Linked DNA regions of Mus musculus: regions 1, 2 and 4 are each linked to region 3. The links are chromatin loops, found by intact Hi-C in ENCODE. Cell type or tissue: gastrocnemius. All regions are shown on one strand.

Region 1 (2,500 bases), 180 kb after region 3:
CAACCATGAAATTATTTCATTCATAGTTGTCATTTTGCTCCTGTTATGAATCATTATTAATATCTTTAATGCAGAATTCCTAATATACGATCCTAGTGGGGTCGTGACCCACAGGTTGTGAACCACTCTGTAGACTCCCGTTCTCTGTATTCTATAGGAGTGGGTGTAGATCCCAGACACAAAACCCTCACGTCACAACTTCCTGTCTTTATGGAAAGTCTTTTGTGAAAAAAACATAAAACGTCCTCTGTGACAAGAATTCTCTATGTACCCCTGGCTGTCCTGGAATTCACCATGATTTATTTGCCTTACTGCCTTCTGGGTTCTGGGATTAAAGGCATCACCGCCACTCCTGGCTCTCTTTTAAAACTTTTAAACACGAACTTATACAATTTCTGATAAAGTTAAATGTGATGGGGGAAATTGACAGCAGTCTAAGATTAAATATAATGTAGTTAGATTCAAACCCATTGCCCAAGTCTGGGAGCCACTTAGCTAAAGTCAGCGTGGCCTGCTGTCCCCAAACTCTCTGCCCACAATGTTATCTGTTGCTCATCCATTTGGAAGTAGACTGTATTAGTAGGGTCCGCGGGTCGTTTTTTGTTTTTTTTTTTTTTGTTGTTGTTGCTGTTGTTTTTATTTTTTATTTTTTGTTATTATTATTTTTTTTTTCTGAGCCACACAAATGGTGCTGTTTCTGGGTGGTCCCGGTTGCCGGTTTCCAGTGCAAAAAACACCTAGCTGTTCCTGAGCAGAATTGGACCAAACTCAAAAAGCAGACTTACATGTACCCTCTTGAAAATTAGTGGAAGCAGCAGGCCCGCTTGTAGCTTGAGCCCTAGAAAGCTATCAAACAGATTGGGCGTCCCAGGATGGCAGAAAACATTTCTAAAAATGTTTTTTGCTAAAAGGAACGCTGCCGTCCCTGGGTGGGCTCGAACCACCAACCTTTCGGTTAACAGCCGAACGCGCTAACCGATTGCGCCACAGAGACACAGCTGCCTGAGCGGCCGTGCGCTTTGTACACATTGCCGCGGCCAGCATGGGCGTCGCCGCCTCGGACTCCCGGGAGGCGCCAGGCCCTGCTGAGCCCTGCGGGCTGAGACTGCGCGAGGGCGGGGAGGGGCGGAGCCGCCGAGCCCAGCAAATCCTCCGCAGAGCAGGGCGGCGCCGGGTGAGGCTCCGGGAATCTGCGTGGGCTCCGAGCCAGGGCGCCCTGCCCTTGTTCAAGGTTGTTACCGCCCCTCCCCTTTGAGTGTTCTCGTCGCCTCCCGCTTATCGAGGTTGATAAACTGTGGATCTCTGTGTGGGCCATGGGAATTTTATACTTTATACGTTTAAAAACCTACCGCGCCGCCCCTCCCCCGTCACCTCCTGGGAATAAATTCACACCCCTTTAGCGGACTGGAGCCTCCTTCGAGCACTCATGGCTTAGGGGGACTGCAGAATCGGATTTATGGCGATTAAAACGCTCTTTTAAAATAGCCAGTGACGTCTAGGCCTTCCCCTGACTTCTGAATTTAACTCACTGACTTGGGGTTGCCTTGGGAGGGTTGGGGTAGGTAGCATTGTGCCCACTCAGAGGAGGGGGAGGGGGAGGGAGAGAGGGGGAGGGGGAGGGAGAGAGAGGGAGGGGCAGAAGGGAAGGGAAGGAGGAAGAGAGAAGGGAGGGGGAGAAAGGATAATTCTTTGATAAACCTGCCAGAGCCCCTGTCAGACCTCTCCTTCCCCCATCACCCCAAAGACCGGGAGGGGAGGAGGGGGCAACTTCACAGACCTCAGGTCCCGCTCTTCAAGCTTCCATACCCTTCCTCCTTTTAAAAAAAATTAATTATTTCATATATTTACATCCCAAATACTGTCCCCGTTCCCGCCCTCCCCCCTTTCTCTTGCTCCTCCTCTCTTTGGCTCTTCCTACTTAGCTATTGCTACTCTCTTGGTATAAATTGAGCCATATTTCAAAGACTTATTTTAATCATGTATCTGGGTGTTGGCGTGTATCCTGAGTTCAGCGCCCTCGGGGTCAAACGGGGCGTCGCATTCTCCTGGAGCCTGCGTTGGAGGCGATTGTGAGGCTCTCAAGGCGGGTGCTGGGAACTGAGCGCGGGTCCTGTGCAAGAGAGGAGCTCTCAACCACCTATCCATCGCTCCAGCTCCATTTTAACCCCTTTAAAGCTTACGGTTCAAACGGAATTAAGTGCACTTATATGTTACCAATACTCCCATCTATTAAACAACTCCCACCTCCCCTTTCTTTTTCTAATAAGCCTCATTCTCTCTTCTATCTTTACTAATTTAATTATTCTTAAGTAACTCCCCTAGGTGGAATTACCCAGTCTTTGCCCATTTGTGACTGGCTGGTCTCAGTGATGTCCTGATGACGTATCCGTATCCGTACAGTAGCGCTAACCCTGATTTCCGGCTCTTCTATGCTGAGTACTAGTTAGCTACATATCTGTGCTACACTTTGTTGGTCCTTCAGCTCTCCGTGGCTGACTTC
Region 2 (2,500 bases), 140 kb before region 3:
GCTGTCGGTGGGATCTGTGGCAAGCCCCACGCCTGTGGGAAGCATGCGTGTGCTCTCTACGTCTTCAGTTCCACCTCACTGCAGTTGGAGATTACATGTGTAACAGACTCTGCCAGCGTCCCAGAGGACACCCTGGTTCCACTCTGTATTTCTTTGTCCATTGCCGCATCACTGCACGATGTCATGCTTCACTGTGGGGACTCTGTGACAACTTCTAGGCTGTGTAAGCAACAGACTCAGGGGGCCTCTTTAAAAAGAGGTTTTGATAGGGCTGCACAGTGCCACATATCTTGGCCCTGATGGTCAAAAAGACTGACAGTGTACTAGCATGCCGTTTTTCAAAACCACAGAGCAACTAGCTAGCTAGTCATCAGGGCACAGTGAATAAATACCAGCCTGGTAGTCTACACTGAACTACCATTAAAGAGCGACAGAAGAGATGGATATTCTAAAAATAAAAACTGATAGCTTATCACTAGCAGACCGTCACTGTGACAACCACCAAATCCTTGTCAGCAGGGATGAAAGCAAAGCAGAAAGGGAGAATAAGGGGCAGAGACTCGGAGTGGGGTGTGCGCACATCCCTTCAGGAAATACTTCTGGAACCTACTCTGCACCACACATTGTTCTTGGTGCTGGGGATGCAAGTCGAGCTTGATCAAGTCCCAGGGGCATGTCTGGGTGTGGATGTGTGTGTGTGGGGGGGGGGGGGGGGGTGAACAATAGGCATGCCTGTAGTCTGTACAAAAGGATAGAATAGGCTGGACTTCTGGAATCCTCTGAGCAAAGACAAAGGAAGGGTGTCGTGAGCTGCTGGAGAGTCGTGGGGAGCTGCACAGCTGTCCTGGCCCCCTGCCGGGCCATGCTGCTCTTCACACTCTCCAGGCACTAAGCCACTTCACCCTTACAGCCTCCGCACGGGGTGACTGCCACAATGATCTCCATTTACAGAGGGAAGATGAAGTTGGCAACTTGTCCTCGGGGCCCCTGAGGGGCAGAGCTAAGAGGAGACCCCCTCTGCCCTCAGAGCTGGCACTGGTCTGCTGTGCAAAGGCAGCAGACTTCCCAGAACAGGAGGCACTGCATGGCAAAGACCTTTCTTGCTTGTCAGCATCCGGTGGGCACCAGTGATGTCAAGCTCAAGTGCATCGGGAGCAGCATGGGGGCTGGGGCTAGACACAAGAGGAGGACGCAAGAGAAGAGGCCACAGTCACAGAAGGAAGAGAAGGACATGGAGCCTTGTAAAGGCCAGCGAAGTCAGAAGAGAGGGAGGAGAGTTCCAACTGAGACAGCCAACAGCAAGTGTCACAAAGGTGAGGAGGGAAGCCAGCAGCTGTGGGAGGCGTTATCACATGAGTGAGTTGCTCAGTGTAGCCAAAAGTTCAACTCAACGCTGCGGGGACTGGGAATCCAGGATTCCTAGGAGCTGAGGAGAATGCCTGCCCATAGGTGGCACTCAGCAGCAGACAGCAACCACCAGGGAAAGCAGAGAGGCAGAGAGCTTTCATGCAAGTGTGGAAGTGCATGTACTCCGGCTTCACTCTGCATCGCTTGCAGTTCTCCTGCTTCTGTCTCTAATGAATTAGAATGCCTATTTTCAGCTGCCTTTTCTAAAACATAGAAATAGCCAAACTTAGGGGGCTGGAGAGGCGGCTCAGTGGTTAAGAGCACTGTCACTCTTGCAGAAGACCCTGGTTCAGTTCCCAGCACACACATGGCAGCTCACAACCATCTGTAACTCCAGTTCCCAGGGATCTGACGCCTTTTCTGGTCACTGGTGTATAGACATATAAGAAGGTAAAGCATTTACACACATAACACAAAAATAAATCTTAAAAGATTTTGGGCACACGCAGTAATAAATACCTAGATTTCCAAGATTCAAATATTTTGTAGCAGGAGACAGACGTTTCCTACAGAGAGCTTACCTAAAAAAAAATGAAACCTCAAAAACCCAGAACAAAGCCCAACAGGATGCTCTCCCCCTTCTGACATCTGGACTCTCACCTTCCTGTGAACTGACAGCAGTACCTGCACTAGAAGCTGGCCCTCTGCGCTTGCCACCCTGCTCCAACTGAGCTTTCTGTCTACACCACGGCATCAGCTCCACAGCATCAGCATCAGCTCCATAGCATCAGCATCACCACAACAGCACTGAGACCTGAAGGGCACTGGCCTTAGGCAATGCTTCTCACCCAAGCGTTGTCTTTCCACCATGGCAGCCAGCACAGCCCTCCTGGTAGCACAGGCATTTGGCCACTCTCTGTAAATAACTAATGGAGACGCCTGGGCTTCCCCAACCACGCGCCTCTGCTCCCCTTGTCAGTGGGACCAGATGAACCAACTGTAGACCACTCTCTCCATCCTGAACCCAGTCTGTCACTCCCTGCCATTCCCATCTAGCTGTGCACACGTGGTACCTGCTTGAATCTCAGACCTGGAGAAACTGCCACAGGCAGAGCATGAGTTTGAGACCAGCCCAGGTTTCACAGCAGAGCAT
Region 3 (2,500 bases):
ATTACACAGTAATGGCGGTTAAAGGAGAGTCCTCGTGTAAGGATTAGAAGGTACTTTTCTATCAGTCCTTCAAGGACAGACGTTCAGATTGCTTGATCCTAATAGTCCCACGGTGTGACAGTATTGATCACTCCTTGCTTTGCCAAGTAGGTTATATAATATCTCTTATCCAACTATCACGATTTAGGAGATTCTTCAACTATGGATGAAAATGTTACCCTACCACAATGGCAGGGCATGTGGACAAAAGCTCTCTTCCAGCTAACTAGATGAAAGATAACACACTAATAATCCATGTGACCCAAAATGGGCAAAGCAAAAGACTAGCTTCCCCTTGAGAAGAAAACTTTCAGACCTATGAAAAGGACAACAATACTAATAAAAAAAATTGTATTTACTTAGAAGCATTCAGAATGTCAACAAAACAGCCGCAATTTTTTTTTTGCAATTACAGAGTGGTATTCAGTTAACAGAACAACAATTATCTTCGTATAAGCTGCATCAGAGACAACTGAAGATGAAAAAAATAAAACCCAAAAAGAAAACCAAAAGAAAAAAAAAAAAAAACAAAAAACCAAACTACTGTCCCCATATATAACTAATTTGTGCTGTGCACCAACAAGAACCTGCTTTAAATTTCCATGCCAATTTACAACCCCCAGACTGTACCAGGCAAGGTTAGTGGCTATTGAAAATACCACCAGGACAGGGCTATCTAAAGACACATTCGGTAGTGTGTTAACTATACAAAAAAAGACACTGTACAGTTTAAAAACAAATCTTACACAGCCTTACATTTCAATTTTTTTCTTTAAAAGGAGTGAGTTGTGTACAGGGGGGTTAAATGCTTTATAGACAAGAAAAAAAAACTGCGCTAGAACCAACTTATTCATCATCATCATCTTCTTCTTCATCTTCGTCTTCCTCTTCTTCCTCCTCTTCCTCATCCTCTTCATCCTCCTCATCATCTTCCTCTTCCTTCTTTTTCTTGCTCTTTTCAGCCTTGACCACCCCCTTTTTCGCTGCATCAGGTTTTCCTTTAGCTCTGTAGGCAGCAATATCCTTCCAAAACAAGGAGAGGAGAATGAAACAAAGACAAAAAATAAAACTTCACAAAGTCTCCACAACACACAGGCCCATTGTACCTTCCCAAATAATTAGACCAAGGGAAAAGGCAACATAAAAATGAACAATTTGCAATCTACAACTCATGAAATGTCAGACTAATATTTGTGTTGTTATGCCTCACTGAAGTGCAATTATATACCACATCCTAATTCTAGTTTATGAGGACTAGAAGGCAGACTGATCAAAGAGTAATACTGCCACCTTCTGAACACAAAACAGCATTCTACAGGTTCACAGCCAGAGTTTAATCCACAGAAGAAAACTGGGGGGAGGTTGGGGGTGTGTATCTAAAAAAATAGACATTTTCAGAAAAAATTACCTCAACAAAAATTAGCTTTTAGGTATTTTAATTTATGTATACGAATTACAATTTTCCTCCATTCTAATGACAGTTACCTTGGCAAGCTTAAAGTTTAAGCAATTTTATTTTAATCCAAAGTGAACATATAATAATTTGCACATAGGCAGTACAGTTACTTTGCCCAATCTATTTTTGTAGTGTATGCACATAACCATTTAGAAACCATTCTCACCAAAAGTAGCTACAAATTTCCCCCAAATTTGGATACATACTAAGAAATACAACTAAAACAGCTTAAAGGCCTTAGCTCAAATCAGATTATAGGAAAACTGAACACACTATTGGCCGTTCCTGTATGAAAACAACGAAGCCTGCAAACAAAGAGGAAATAAGACGAGTTATCAAGTATAATCCCCTAACACTGGGTATCCTGTCATCCTCCTTACCTTCTCATACTTCTCCTTCAGCTTGGCAGCTTTCTTCTCATAGGGCTGCTTGTCATCTGCTGCAGTGTTGTTCCACATCTCTCCTAGTTTCTTTGCAACATCACCAATGGATAAGCCAGGATGCTCGCCTTTGATTTTGGGGCGGTACTCAGAACAGAACAAGAAGAAGGCCGAACTAAAACCAGAAATGTACTTTTAGGATTTTAACAAACTAAACACTCAACTCTGTACTGCTCTGCAGTGTTTAAGTAATTCATACCATAGTATGGGTAGGGTGTAAACATTCAGACATATATACAGATGCAAAACATTCTAAATTAGTTTTGAGCAATTTCTAAAGATACAAAAAGAACCAAAAATCGTAGTGATATACTGTGCAAAGGAGTGAGTTTCTCAGTTCAAATGCCTTCACTAATAATACCACCTATCTTAAGTTACATTGACCCCTCAAATACACGACCCAAGCCATTCTCAGCTAAGAAACCAAACACTAGGCACTCGACGTGGCTCAATCAATTCCTACCTACTCTAAACAACTCAAAATAAAAGCTCATAAGCTCATACTCACGGAGGCCTCTTGGGTGCATTGGGGTCCTTGAACTTCTTTTTGGTCTCCCCTTTGGGG
Region 4 (2,500 bases), 120 kb before region 3:
GCATGAGGCAAATCGCAGTCAACCGCTGTGGACAATCTGAAGCAGCCCAATATCCCAAACCTGGGATTAAAACAAAAACAATTTTTATATTTCTATGTAAATTCCATGTTTAAAAAAAACACCAAAATTCTCACTACACATAATAAAAAGAGGAAATCATCCTGAGCCATGCTTAATATCAGCATCCTGAGACAGACAGGTGAGCTCCAGGACAGCCTGGTTTACACAGTGAGTTCTAGCTAGCCAAAACTACACAGTGAAGCCTGGTCTCTAAAACAAAGAAAAATGTGCATAAATCAATCAGGTATTTTTAAAAAATAGAAACAGAATACAGAACACTTCAGTGTAGTCAAAAGGAGATTGTTCAGAAAGTTCAATAAAATACATTTCTAGTAAAGTTGGCTAGAGGAGAAAGTCAGAAATGAAGGAGAGCTAGCAACAGAAACTTCCAAGGGAGTGAAAGACCAAACAAAGCTTAATGAAATAGACAAGTGTGTGAGATCGCAGCACATCAAAACCCACTAAGAAATCTCATCAGTCAATAAAACCAAGTTCGTTATTTATGACCTCCCCAAAATACTCCAGACCCATCAGCTTCGTGTGTGCGTTCTAGGAAGTGCTTGGGGAAAAAAGAAACAAATGCTAAAGACACTCTCCAGAAAAAGGCAAAAATTAACTAGCCATTGAAAGTTTAACTAGTCTTCAAAGAACCAAAATATGTGTGGGCAACATTTAGGTAGTAAGTGAAGAGTGGAGCCGGAAGGGGGCATTAATTACTCCATGACATTCAACCTCAATAGCTAACATGCAACATATATATATGTATATGTATTCAGACATCACCAAATAACAGTAATATCCTTCATCAGCTTTCACACTTGTCCTTTTAAATATTACTGTCCTCTGAACACACGCTAATGAATGGATTTTATATGCCAAAAGCTCTGAGGTACTTGAAAAATAAGCAGAAATACCTAGAGATTCACAGGGAAAGGCAAAGGCCTTTTAGTGAAGGCTTTGTCGGGTCTCGCATCGACCTTGCGCCATACATACGGTTCTGCACCAAGAGGCAGCACCCTAGGAGGCCCAGGCCCCGCGCGGTGGCGATGGAGCGGGGCCGCGAGTGCAGAGGCTGCGGGGCTGGAGCGCAGCAATGAGGCTCACCTGCGCTACCCCCGCCCGACGCACAGCGCCCAATCCAGCGACCACCCCGGAGCCCCCTGCAGACAAAGAGTCACTTTAACACCATCTGAGTAGCTCCCAATTTATCAGTCTGTCGCCGCGCTCCGGACCGCTGGGCTTTGTAGTTCTCGGCCCGAATCACCCAGCCAAGGCGGCGAGCCTGATGAGCCACCGAACTACAAGACCCATGATACCCTGCGACTGGTGCTACATTCTGCGTGGCTCTCCCGCTTCTCCTCCGGGGGAGCGGCCTGTTGCCGGCGGCCGAGGTCTTGCGGACTGGGGCTGCCCGCCTGGGCTCCGCAACCCGGCTCTCCCTGTCAAGCCCGGCCCCTCGGGCTCACCACTTAGATCCTGCAGGTCAGGGCTGTCAAGGAACGGGGAGGGGCGAGGCGGGGCGCCGTTAGCCGCCGCCCGCCCGGAGTCCGTTAGTTCGCGGCCGGCGCGAAGAGGCGGTGGCTCACGGTTGCCATGGCAGCTGCGGCAGTGCTGCGGAGAGGGCGTGGGGCTGAGTCAGCGTTGGGAAAGGGGGCAGTAGGGAAGGATGCTCAGAGGCGAGTGTGGCGAACACGGAGCCCTCACCCCACAGGATGAGGAACCCGAGACCCTAGGTGGGGCGTGCTGCACCGGCCGGCATCGGGGCGGGACGTGTGCAGCGACAGAGAGCGGCTTCTAAGGAGGCGACCTTGCTGAGCCAGCTCTGTGGATTGGAGGCTGCTCGCAGCCCCCTCCCGCCATCCTCCAGGGAGTGGAGTGAGAACGAGCCATTGCTTAGATAGCGTGTGCACACAGCCTACAGGAGGATTCTGGACTCTGGAACTCGTAAATGGCACTGCTCCCCACCTATTGAATTCGAAGCTATAATGGGTCTTATGCAGAGGTTTGTGCACTCTTCAGTGTACTATGGGCCTGGATTAACAACCTGGCCTTCTAACACAGCTCCTTGGCTAACTGGTTGGTAGCCGATGACCCGAGGCACCTTACCTACCTGCTCTGAACGTTTTAGTCTGCAAAATGGAACTATCTCTGTTCCTGAGAGAAACTTTTATGATAAAACAGAATAAAAGTCTGGCACCTCACACGGTAGCTTTCAGATACTAGTTAATCCAATCGTGATAAAAGTCAAAATATAAGCCGGGCGTGGTGGCGCATGCCTTTAATCCCAGCACTCGGGAGGCAGAGGCAGGTGGATCTCTGAGTTCGAGGCCAGCCTGGTCTACAAAGTGAGTTCCAGGACAGCCAGGGCTATACAGAGAAACCCTGTCTCGAAAAACCAAAAAAAAAAAAAAAAAAAAAAAAAAAAAAAGGTCAAAATATT

The links. A loop is a pair of places that touch in the nucleus more often than their neighbours do. Peaks named below come from ENCODE experiments on the same cell type or tissue, not always from the same donor. Only the 100,000 strongest peaks of a DNase experiment are listed, where the experiment ranks them.
Region 1: it touches region 3 in a loop (3-fold over the local background); 8 of 42 quality-filtered maps call a loop at or near these places.
Region 2: it touches region 3 in a loop (2.7-fold over the local background); 11 of 42 quality-filtered maps call a loop at or near these places.
Region 4: it touches region 3 in a loop (2.7-fold over the local background); 5 of 42 quality-filtered maps call a loop at or near these places.

Annotation. Positions count from the first base shown.
Region 1 is chr5:149,228,081-149,230,580 of GRCm38, forward strand. It overlaps 2310047D07Rik (a long non-coding RNA gene), which reads left to right and starts at 908. Exons shown (of 2, transcript XR_003956021.1): 1 at 908-1,231. It overlaps n-TNgtt14 (a tRNA gene), which reads right to left and starts at 994; the gene lies at 921-994. In gastrocnemius, no CTCF peak of the experiment used is centred here; DNase peaks (open chromatin) are centred at 1,092, 1,702 and 2,042; H3K4me3 peaks cover 1,347 bases; H3K27ac peaks cover 1,789 bases.
Region 2 is chr5:148,908,276-148,910,775 of GRCm38, forward strand. All of the region lies in intron 3 of Katnal1 (katanin p60 subunit A-like 1), which reads right to left. Among named protein-coding and RNA genes, the nearest start is that of Katnal1, 19 kb to the right of the region's middle. In gastrocnemius, CTCF peaks have their summits at 855 and 1,474; a DNase peak (open chromatin) is centred at 967; H3K27ac peaks cover 418 bases.
Region 3 is chr5:149,047,852-149,050,351 of GRCm38, forward strand. It overlaps Hmgb1 (high mobility group box 1), which reads right to left. Exons shown (of 5, transcript NM_010439.4): 3 at 2,444-2,500; 4 at 1,876-2,050; 5 at 1-1,062. The coding sequence ends at 886. Among named protein-coding and RNA genes, the nearest start is that of Hmgb1, 4.0 kb to the right of the region's middle. In gastrocnemius, a CTCF peak has its summit at 1,334 (motif pointing left); no DNase peak of the experiment used is centred here; H3K4me3 peaks cover 940 bases; H3K27ac peaks cover 1,223 bases.
Region 4 is chr5:148,927,362-148,929,861 of GRCm38, forward strand. It overlaps Katnal1 (katanin p60 subunit A-like 1), which reads right to left and starts at 1,286. Exons shown (of 11, transcript NM_153572.2): 1 at 1,165-1,286. Gm36446 (a long non-coding RNA gene) reads left to right here and starts at 1,451. Exons shown (of 2, transcript XR_377236.1): 1 at 1,451-1,542; 2 at 1,772-2,261. In gastrocnemius, a CTCF peak has its summit at 1,092; DNase peaks (open chromatin) are centred at 1,350 and 1,628; H3K4me3 peaks cover 1,958 bases; H3K27ac peaks cover 1,649 bases.